Linked DNA regions of Homo sapiens: region 2 is linked to region 1. A link is a contact called in ENCODE Hi-C or POLR2A ChIA-PET data. All regions are on one chromosome and are shown on one strand. The core of a region is the stretch at or near the end of the contact, and the rest is flanking DNA. Distances in the headings are between cores, read along the strand shown. Region 1 holds the start of VRK2 (VRK serine/threonine kinase 2). Region 2 has its middle 73 kb from the start of LINC01122.

The links. Hi-C counts contacts between places; a loop is a spot of excess contacts on that map. ChIA-PET counts read pairs that join two places held with the same protein, here RNA polymerase II (POLR2A). Pooled maps may share reads with other maps.
Region 2: a loop to region 1 is called in a map of PC-3, with 4 times the contacts of the local background. The contact joins the enhancer-like site here to the promoter of VRK2 in region 1. A Hi-C loop is called at or near these places in 5 of 168 maps with a recorded cell type or tissue (HepG2, IMR-90, MCF 10A and 2 more), 9 of 37 single-sample maps with no recorded cell type and 9 of 50 pooled maps. POLR2A ChIA-PET finds 5 or more read pairs at or near these places in 2 of 52 experiments (A673 and WTC11).

Annotation. Positions count from the first base shown.
Region 1 is chr2:58,043,759-58,049,430 of GRCh38, forward strand. It overlaps VRK2 (VRK serine/threonine kinase 2), which reads left to right and starts at 3,048. Exons shown (of 13, transcript NM_006296.7): 1 at 3,048-3,110; 2 at 5,069-5,209. The coding sequence starts at 5,074. It overlaps LOC107984043 (formin-2-like), which reads right to left and starts at 3,475. Exons shown (of 3, transcript NR_171623.1): 1 at 2,766-3,475. RefSeq lists enhancers at 2,316-2,871, 2,761-2,880, 2,872-3,427 and a silencer at 3,031-3,300.
Region 2 is chr2:58,445,340-58,451,011 of GRCh38, forward strand. No RefSeq gene overlaps it. Among named protein-coding and RNA genes, the nearest start is that of LINC01122, 73 kb to the right of the region's middle. Within about 2 kb of position 2,897, at least 2 of the 41 ENCODE cell types and tissues checked have a DNase peak (open chromatin) inside an H3K27ac peak, as active enhancers do; they include PC-3, where a contact is called at or near this core.

The DNA of each region.
Region 1 (5,672 bases), core at 1,798-4,297:
CTGGGTTGTATGTTAATTATATGTTTGACACTATAAGAACCTGCCAAACTGTTTTCCAGAGTGGCTGTACCATCAACAGCAATATAAGAGAGTTCCAAGTTGTTCCAAATCCTTGGTAACTTATTAGTATTTTTTGAAAAGCAAAAGTTTTTCATTTTGATGAAGTTAAATTGTCAATTTCTTCTTTTAGGTTTCCAGCTTTTAAATTTTTTATACTTTATAAGTGCACACATTTAAAGATTATATAGAGTTTCTGCTAGGTTTTCTCTAAAAAGTTTGAGATTTAGATCTTGTATTTAGATTTAGCTGTATGATCAGTTTCAAGTAAATTTTTACATGGGGTGTGAATTAAGGGTTGAGGTTTCTTTCTTTCTTCTTTTTTTTGTATATATGGATGTCTAGCTGTTCTAACATTTGTTGAATATTCTGCCATTCCTGGGGCTTTAGATTAGTACTTTTTCCCATCTTTGTGGTCACACGATGACTGCAGCCATTTTAACCATCACATCAGAGACTATCTCTTCCAAGAATGTGTCCAGCAAACTTCTTTTCACCTCGTTACCTAGACTCAGCACATGCTTATTTTGTACTGTCTAAACCAATCATGGGAATTGGAATGGGGCCAGCATGGTTCATTTATTCATTGAAGAAGGAAATGGTTGCCCATATCCTTTCTAGGGGTTGGGGATACAGTAGTGACGAAAACAGGCAAAAATGTTGCCTGACCTCATGAAACATACAATTTACTGAAAAAGATTGTCTTTTGTCAAAATAAATAATAAACTGTATAATATATTGCTGTATAGCAGTAGGTACTGGGAAAAATACAGGGAAAGAGGCTACGAAATATTGTGGGTGAGCTGAAATTTCAGATAGGATGTTTAGGAAAGGTCTCACTGAACTGACTTTTAAATAAAGACCTGAAGGAAGTGATGGAGCAGTCTATACGGATACCAGGTTGGAGAGTGGTCCAGGTGGCAGTAAATGCGAAAAGTTCTTGAGAACAGCAGGCCACTGTGGTTGAAGAGAGTAATAGGACATTGGGGAGTGGGAGTGCATAATAGGTAGATCAGTGTTCTTTTCAACGACTGGCAATTTTGGCAAAATTTCGTCATGTTGGGGGATATTTTGGTTGTTAACTTGTGTGGGAGGGAGTGCTGAGGAGACCAGGGATACTGCTAAATATCCTACAATGCACAGGACAGCCTATCTCTCAATCCTCCTCCTTCTCCCAAACCCCCAACAAAGAATTATCCAGGCTGACTGTCAATAGTGCCCAGGTTGAGAAATGCTGTTTAAAGTCATAGCGAAGACTGGCTAATTGTGAGTAAATTGGAATAACACTGAATTGTTTTAAGCTCAGTAATTATTTAAGCGTTAAGGATCATGTGGCTGCTTGCTGTGAACAGACTAAAGGGATAAGAGGGTATAAAACATTTAGGAGGGTAATACAATTACCTAGAGAAAAAATATGGTTTGGGCCAGAATGCAGGTAAGGGTGCTAAGTGATAGATGCTGGATGTATTTTGAAGGTTGAGCCAACAGGATTTACTAACACTGGATACATGCCTGTAGGGAGAGGAACCACCTACAAGTAATCTGCTGTGGTTGCTACTGGAGTTGTTTCTTCTCAAAAGGGAGCCGGGGAAGTGGTGGAAAGCTAAACAAATTTGGAAAGGAGGAAAGAGTACCCAATATGGATATTAGGATTATTATGCATCTGTTACATAAATATCTGTAATTATGCATCTGTTATATAAATATCTTAAGAAAATAAGAAAGGACACTGTTGGACCAGTGAATGACTAAGGGCACAATTATTCTATGGACTGTTTCTTTAAAAATACTTTTTTGTTTGTTTTTAGAAACGTCTTCTCATGCCATCTTTCATTTTGGTGACAGTCTGAAAGATGTAGGGAGCCCCAATTCCTTATTCTATCAAAGTCATTAAAGGGCTCTAATTTTCCTTTCAGTATTTGTATCCCAACCAATTATTGGTGGTTACTATGTAGAATGCTGACGTATTAATAATCTTTGTCTAAGCATTTGTTTGGTTTAGTCTAAAATATAAGCTTACTATGAGTCTTTTTTTTCTTTCCTTCGAGACTGAGTTTCCCTCTTGCTGCCCAGGCTGGGGTGCAGTGGCGCGCTCTCTGCTCACTGCAATCTCTGCTTCCTGGGTTCAAGCGCTTCTCCTACCTCAGCCTGCCGAGTAGCTGGGATTACAGGCGTCCGCCACCACGCCTGGCTAATTTTTTGTATTTTTAGTAGAGATAGGGTTTCACCATGTTGGCCAGGCTGGTCTCAAACTCCTGACCTCAGATGATCCACCCGCCTCGGCCTCCCAACGTGCTGGGAGTACAGGCGTGAGCCACCGCACCTGGCCACTATGAGTCTTTATGTATTAGAAAACTGCTTAATAAAGTCCTCACCTTATTGTCATAATCTTATAACCAATAACCTTATAATCTAACAACAAGGGTTATTTCCATTTCACAGACAAAAAAACCTGAAGTTTGTTAATTACGGTGTTAAATTATCCTACGATTAATGGCAGAAATAGGTCCTGAACCAATATGCCTTTGAGAACTTAAACGCGGTGAGTTACATACAGGCCCTCCTAACTGGAGTCTTCGCTAGTACCAATAGTTAGTTGCTCGGCGAGAGCTCGGTAAGGACTAGCCATTTGGAAGCTCGTAGTACTCAGGTTGTGGTACAGGAGATCTAACACTCCTACACAAATGCATGTCGTGCTTATTTCGTACCAAACTGGTCTGGCGGCGGTTCTTCGTCCAGACGCTGGCGGGCCAGGGTGGAGGTAGTAACACAGCTCCCATTCCCCATGTAGCCGCGCCCTCTCCTTCCCCTGGGCGTCTCCGGGGCGTGGACAGGCCGCTGAAAGGAACCGGCTGCGGCCTGTGTGAGGCTCCGCGGGCCGCTGCACTGCGAGGCCGACGCAGCTGGAGAGAAGTTAGGCAGGTCCTAGGGAGGGCAGGCTCGAGTGCTGGGCCCGCCTCCCCGCGGGACTGTAGGCCCGGGGGCTCCGCCTCGTCGCAGCGGCAGGTAGGAGGCGGTGCGCGCGGCCCGGCGACGGGGGATCCTGAGGCCCGGTCAGTCTCTTGCTCTGGGGTCTTGGGTGGCGGGCGGCACCTCCGCTTGCAGTGCCGGAGCCGCGGCCCCGCTCGGAAAAGGGCTGCCGTCGGAGTTAGATGCCGGGGACTCCGGGCCGTCCCAGCCCCCGGGCCTCAGCTCCGGCCCGGGCAGAGTCGCTGCTTCCGCGTTTGGTTCTTTTTTCCCCGCTGGGAGTGAGAACAAGGCGTCCCCTTCTACTCACGTTTGCCAAAAGCGGGTCCGACGTGTTAGCGGAAAAGTGGGTGGAGTTTCTCTTTTTGCCGGTGCAGAGAGAACTTGTGGCGGGAAGTTGGGGCGCGGGGTTGGCCGTAGGTCCCCGGCGTGCTAAGGGCGGACGGACCAGGCGGCTGGGCCGCGCTGCTTCTCGTTACCTTCCGCAGGGTCAGGGGCCGCGGCGGGGTTGGAGGTCAGCCCAGGCACATGTTAACCCCTGGGTACCAGTTTGCTCGGAAACTCGTGTTGAGGACTCATCTTAGCCCTGGGAAGGTACCCAGAAGCCGAAGGGACACCCCTGACAGGGACGGGCCCTGAGAGGCTGTCGTTTCCCTTGGCAGATGAACTCGGGACTCGCCCCCAGGATGTACATTTCGTAGAGTCTCCCTTACCGCCTCAAGCCCTGAGGCCGCTGCCTTGCCCCAAAGTGTATTTATCTTTTTTATAATTATTTAGAATTTATTCCTTAATCAGTAGTTTACACTTTGGAGACTTTAAGTTTTAAATCAGTAAATCTGTAATAGGCACCAGCCTATATAATGTACTGGTCAAGGGAAACCTCCACAAAAACTTTTCCTGCTTTATGATACAATCAATGCTCTAGGCATAGTTCACCATCCAAATTCCCAGCCCTTGTGTGCCTATCAGGAGGAAGGTGAATATTGTTAAAGATACACGCAGCGACTCTACCTGGGACAATACTGCTAAGTAAAAAAGCAGTTAAGTGAAGGAGGAAAAACCCGTTAAAGGAAAAACAGATACTTTCTTTTATGGAAGCTAGGAAGATTATATTAAGAAAACTTTACATTTACGTATATACGTTTTTAATTAACTTTCATGTCAGAAACTCTTAATAGTTTTAAATACTTAGAGGATCATGGTTACCTTCACATTTAAATTATTTTCAGGCATGTATGCTGGCATATGTATTTTCCCCTAAGAAATTTTCTCTTTTAACTCAGAATTTCCCATTGAGAAATTTGCTAACCTATGTACAATTATAATTAGTTGATTAAAGTTGCATGGCTGTGCTGTGGAGATTATGCTTTTGTTGTTGGTGGCACAGTTGTAATCTCTAAGGCAGGACTGTTTTCACTGTGATAAACTGAGAAAGAGGGTAAGAAGACAAAATGCTGAGAATATTTTGGCAGCCCGAGAACTGATGGCCTAGTATTCTGCTAAGTTACATATCCGTGAAAATCCCTGGCTCATTTAACAAATGTTTACTGAGTACCTAGTATCACGGTGGTGAGATGTCCATTGCCATTGTCTGTGTCTTCCCAATCCAATCCTGTGTTCTTTTCTAGTGACTGAAGACCTTCTCACTTTTAACATTTTACATTCTCAGTGACAGCAATATTTCCATGTACATGAAATTTATTTTCTTTCTTCATTGGAAATTGTTAATTTCGTGTTTCTTAAGGTGTGTCCTGCACTGTTAATATGTGCTATAGAACCCCGAAATGAATTTTGGATGAAATTTGGTTAGTTTGCTTCTGTTTTTTTAAAATATCTATACCTCTTAGATCTCAGTATTGTAATGTATGTGAATTTCTAATTTGAATATAATGTGTGGGCTTTTCCAAACTGAATTAACTTTAGAATCCTAATTTCTGGGAACCTGGGAAAGTTCCCTATTGAAGACATTTTGGGAAGTGTATTTTAAGAGTTTTGTTTGTTTGTTTTTCTTTTTACCCATTTATCTCACCCCTTCTGCCAACAGAAGTGATGCCACCAAAAAGAAATGAAAAATACAAACTTCCTATTCCATTTCCAGAAGGCAAGGTTCTGGATGATATGGAAGGCAATCAGTGGGTACTGGGCAAGAAGATTGGCTCTGGAGGATTTGGATTGATATATTTAGGTAAAGTAAAACCTTAAATTAACAATTATTCTTATATCTGTGACTGTAACCGTGATTACTTAGTGGTATTTTAAGAATGGAAATATGGAATTCATATGTGTACTTTATTAAAATTCATGATTGTACTCGATTAAGTAATAATAGAGTACAGTGTCTAGGTTCAAGACATCACTGACCCACTCCTTGTTGTCCATGTTTTTCTGAGTAAATCTTAGAAGTCTTTTTAGAGCATAATTATACAATCTGCCAGACAAAATGCTAACTTTCTTTTTTTTTGAGAGCTTGTTTTCTTAGAAACATGCTTTTTTCAGATGAGAAACCACAACTGTATAGATAAAAACACTTTCTGTTTGTGAATCTTAATCAATATTTAGGCAATACAAGAGTCTAGTCATTTCTTAATTGGGCTCTACTGGAGAATTCATAGATAAAACTTAAGGCATCTATTCTGTGAAATGAATTA
Region 2 (5,672 bases), core at 1,647-4,146, 400 kb after region 1:
TTTACAAAGTAATGATACCCACTTTTAAAAAATCTATGATTACGTATGGATGTGATAATCTGTAGCAGCACTATCAGATAAATAATACATATTTAAAAAATTTCTGTAATTACATGTTTACCCGATAGGCCAGAACGACTCTGTCCCAAGGAGCTGTTACAGACTGAGTAAATAATACATGTTTTAAAGTCCATAATTACATATGTAAACGATAGACTATCGAGTAAATAATGCACATTTTAAAAAGTCCATAATTATATATTTACATGATAGTCTGTAAATTCTGTAATTACTTATTTACACAATAGACCATAACAGCTGTTACAGTCTATTATGTTAACTCTCATAGAATTATATTATGGATTTTTAAAAACACCATAAAGAACCTAAGGAATGAAATGATAGCAATGAAATAAAATATAAACTTCCACTTATTATAGCTCTCTCAAAAGAGGAGAATTTTGAGTTCAGGTGAAACTCATGACTGATACTTTATCAGTAATTTCTGACTTAAAATTTATTCACAAAAATATAGGTTAAGGAATCAAAGGATGAGGAATAACTGGGCAGTATGTATTAGGCCAAGTTTTTAAGCATTTCCAAGGATAAAACTTACTCTTGGTGGCATAAATAAAGACTTGTATGTAACTTTTATGTTTTTTAGACCTCATAAAATTGCAGTGGAGCATAAAAATGAAAACTGTATTTGTGTCTTTTATGTATTATTTAAGTATAGTAGAATTAAAATACTGTAGAATATTCTCTGGTTTATACCTAATGATAACATGTTGGGGCATATTCGTGTAGGCTATATATAATGATAACATATGCATTTGTGTGTTTTTTGTGGGAATTACAGTTGCTTTCTTGACCTTTTAAGGGTCCTCATGGGTTAAGGATTCATACCATACATTTTATGGCTCAGCTTCTGAATTTATTCTAAAGTTAAATACAAGATCAATGCAACTAAATGAAACTTCTATCCGTAATGACTACTAAATAGCAAGGCTCAATCAAGCAAGTTAGAATCTGTCATTTAGTGATATTGGACCACATATTCTTAGTTACAAAACATAGTATAGGAGAAACCTTTGATCCTATTTGTTAGGTATTATTTTGTAAAATATTTGACAGCTTAAAGTAAGTGAGTGCTTGAGTTTCAGAGAACTGTTGTAGAAAAGTTAATCTTCACATCTCTTAAAATTTATTTTCATTTCACATTTGAGCTGTAGACCCCTGACAAGTCTCAGCAATACTGTGGACAAAGTTACTTAAACCAGGGGCTTTCAAATTTCTTTAAATGCAACTCCTGATAAGAAATATTTAATGTTAGTACCCAGTATGCACATACATATATACCAAACTTTTACAAAACCATACATACTCTTATGAAATGTAATATACTCTGATATCTGTTCTTTTGTATTCTATTCCATTGTGTAAAAATGCTGGTTGTAACTCACCAAATTGATTTCATGATCTACAAATAGGTCACATCTGCAATTTGAAAAACACTGAACACTGATTTAGAGAATGCTTTTTTCTTTTCTTTTTTTTTTGCTGGAGTATGCAGGATTTCCTTACTTTATACTAGGTAGACAAAATCTGGTTACATTTGAGATGAAATGTTTTATTGGTGGATCATATTTGTATAATCTAACAAAAATGACTCATTATTCATGAGTCCAGAAATATATTAAAATATTATAAATTTTTCTCATATATGTCTAGTTTTACAGATCTTGAAATAGAGCATCCTAGTATATATTATTCTAGAGTTGTGGTTATTATTGAAACTGTAGAAATTATTTAATGGGAGCTATGCAGAGTGATAAATCAGATACTCAGAATGTCCTGCTTGAGAAGGGATTTATTTCATGGGTATTGTTGATATTCCCAGTGCACATTTGGAATCAGACAAGAAAAAAAGGAAATAGTAACCAGAAATGATAACTGGTCTGAAAGAGCATTTCATCTTCTTTGTATGGTAAGAAAGTCCTTGAATAATAAAATATAATAGGGTATTAAAATGTATCTAAATTTTAATGAGTGAATTAACTTGACACTTAAGATCTGAAATGAAAAAGTCACCATTAATTTGTAAATAAAGTTAAATATTTTAAAAATTATTGTTTTACTCTCCTTTCCATTATATATGTTAATGTTCACGAAAATACAGTATGCTAAGATTTTTTTTTCAGAAGCCATGCCTCTGATTGTGTAATGGAAGTTCTAAAATTGGTAAATATTCACTAAACAAATATCTAAAATCTATACTGACTGCTAGTCTCTATCTCGTCAATACTTTACATTTGGTGACCAGGGAGAATGGAAGGAGTTTCTTCAAGTATTCCTCAGTGATCTCTGTAATGTTCATGACTCTGAATAGGCTCTGTGGGTAGAATATCTTCATACCACAGCTAGTTTATATTTGTCAATTAGTCATAATGTCAAATACATGTCATGACAAATCTTTTGAGTTTCAAAAAACATCCGCTCTGCTGTTGTTTCACCCATTTCTTCTCCTGCATTTCTTCCCTTAGAGTTCAGCTCTCCATATATCCAGCCTCTCAAGCTCCTAACTCCCTCCCTGTCCTTCATTCTTCTTCATTCTTCCTCTCTTCATTCTTCCTGACTAGTCAATGCCACATCTTTTATGGTCTATTTCCTAAATATATCTTGAACTTGCCCCTTGTTTCCTTTCCGACTGCCATTTCCTACGTTCAGACCCTCATGATTTCCTCCCTGGATTCCTCTAAGCCTCTGGAGTGATCCTCCTGCCTCCAGCCTACTGCTATCACTTTTGTCTTCCCCACAGCTATTGGGGCAGTTCTAAAAATGAGATCATGATCATGGCGCCCTCTGCTGAGGATTCCCTTTCCCTTTGTTTTCTCTGACCAGCTTTGCTCATCCTTCACAACGTGGAAACAGCGCCTCCTCCCATAGGCCTTCCCTGCCTCCCTGCGTCCCCATAGCACGCTGAGTGGGCCTAGTAGTACCTTGAGCATAGCTCTATTAGGGCACTGTCAAACTATTTTACTGCGTGTTTGTATCTCTTCCTCATTAAATTTTAACTTCTTAAAGGTAATGACCTTATCTCTTTGGCAGGAAATATTAAGTACCCAATAAATATTTGTGGAATGATTAGATGGCAGAACCACTGTCTGAAAACATTAACCTCCAATTCAGGCTGGTATTTTTCAATTAGATTTGTCATAAGTTGAACTTGATCTTTTCAATGGTTACTAGAGAAAATAGAAATAGGGAATGGAGAAATAGGAGACACAACTTAGAAAGATGAAAATTTCCCTTCTAATTACAGAGTTGATCAGGAATTTTGTGGTTCTAGAATCCAAACTGTAAAACTACTGCTTCCATCGCAAAGATTCATTGCTACTGTAATGATTTCTTTAAAAACATTATATATTAAAGAAAGGTATTGAAATCTACTCCCTTCCTGAATGTTTTATAAGTATTTATAAATTATTTCCACATTGCACATAGCAGCTTTTTCTCAAACTCTATACCCAATTTGGATGTTGCAGTTTTAAAATGTAGACCACTTATTTAAAAAGAACATTTCTTTAGCTATATTCTGCAACTATGTATGGACATTATCCATACATGGGTAATTTGTTTTTTTCTGAAGGAATTTTCCTCTTGCTCTTTTGAAGTTTTGGAAGTTTGTGATTTAATAGCAAATGATTGCATAACTTTTCTGTTGTAATGTCGAGTACGTATGTGTTGGAGAAGTTATTTATTTTATATGCATTTGTTGTTTTCTTTTTTATTATTATACTGGAATTTGAAGACAGAGAGAGATTTCTTCCCTGCAGTGTTAACTACAGAAAGGGCTAGCATTATGGAATGTCACTTGACTGGCTCTTATAATGATAAATATTTCCATGACAAAACCTACTGTGAACCTGTCTGTATGCTACAGAAATTTCTCTCTCCCTTGGCTACTACTTTACTTCAAGAAGAACATAGAGAAAATATAATAGATTACTTCTAAACACTCATCAAAAATTAAATAAAACACAGGTAAAATAAAGGCTATCTTTCCCTTTATATTATTCTGCTATCAGTTCTGCAGTATGTAGATTTTATTCATTTTTTTTTTTTGCCCTTATTCAAAGTTGATGCTCTTGGTGGTGCTATTGTCCATTTATAAATACGCCTTGAAATTCAGGGTGTGTGCCAAAGATATTGATAAGCTAGATTCTTTGTCTAGTGACCATTCATTTATTTATTCATTAAAAATATTGAGTACCCATTGGACATGCAAAAATGAACACAAATTCTGGCCTCAAGTAGTGCAGAGTCTAGAAGTGGCAATAAGACATGTACATAATATGACAAAAGTAAAAAAGTGATATGAAACTCTAACCGCTTCTTACCGGCTCCAGTGCTTGCATGAAGTGTGTGAGTCACTATCATCTCTTGCTTACATAACTACAGGGCCTACTAATTGGTCCCCCTACTCCTACTTCTCACACACCCCAGCACTCTCAACACAGCAGCCAGAAGCTCCTTTTAAATTAAAAGTCAGATGATGTCACTCCTCAGCTTCAGAACTCTGTAATAGCACTCATTTCACTGCCATGATATGTCCCTTCAAACCCCCACACCAATGGCCTCTGACCTTATTTCCTACTACCTTTCCCCTCCCCAGGTTCCCTCAAGCCCCTCTGGCCTCTTTTTTGTCCCTCAACAGCACCAGGCGCGTTTCTAGTTCTTTGTTCTAGGTCTTCGCCACAGATCTATGTTACTAATGCCCTCACCTCCTTCAAGTCTTTGCTCAGATGTCACCTCTAAGTAAACCCTATCTTAACCACTGCATTACAGGTTGCAACCCCCTACACTCCCATCCCGTTACTCTGCTCTACATTTCATGTTCCAAAGAATCTATCACCTTTTAAATGCTACGTGATTTTTTTTGTGTATTCTATTTATTGTTGTTTCTCCTTGTTAGAATCTCAGCTCCATAAGGCAGGGGTCTTTTCCTCTTTTCACTGATGCATCTGAAGCTCCTAGAAGAGGACCAGCCCATAATAAGTGCTCAGTAATGTTGGTTGAATGAATGAAAAGATGAATGAGAGTTACAGGTAGAATGTTATTCAAATGTATAGGAGAAAGAGACTTATTCTAAGAAGAAAGGACTGGGAAGGCCTCAATGGAGGTTTATCTAAATTAGATGTTGATATATGAGTAAGGTTTGGACACATGCAAATACATTTCGGTGAAACAGTTTAGCTTGTCATTTTAAGTTTTCTTTTACCTTTAATATTGTCTTGTAATTCATATTCATAATATTTGTGTTAAAGTCAATTAAAAGGGCACATTGAAGATAGGATTAAGTGCAGAAAGAAATAGGAAAACAACTGGTTTTTTTGGTAGGAGAGTATACTTTCCACCTAAGTCTGTATAACAGTTCATTTTGCTTTGTAGTCCAATCTCTCCAGACTAAAACGAAAAAAAGAAAATAAAAATTATTATAGCAATCACATCGTCAGTCACCTTCCTCCTGCTCTTTCAAAATTATCTCAGAGACCTGATGTCCTCAAAGCCTATTTCTATTTAACTAAACATTCATTAAATCCAACATATGGTTTAAAAATTATTTCTGTTATTTGGATGTTTTGCAGCTCTTTAACTTCTTTTTGACATAT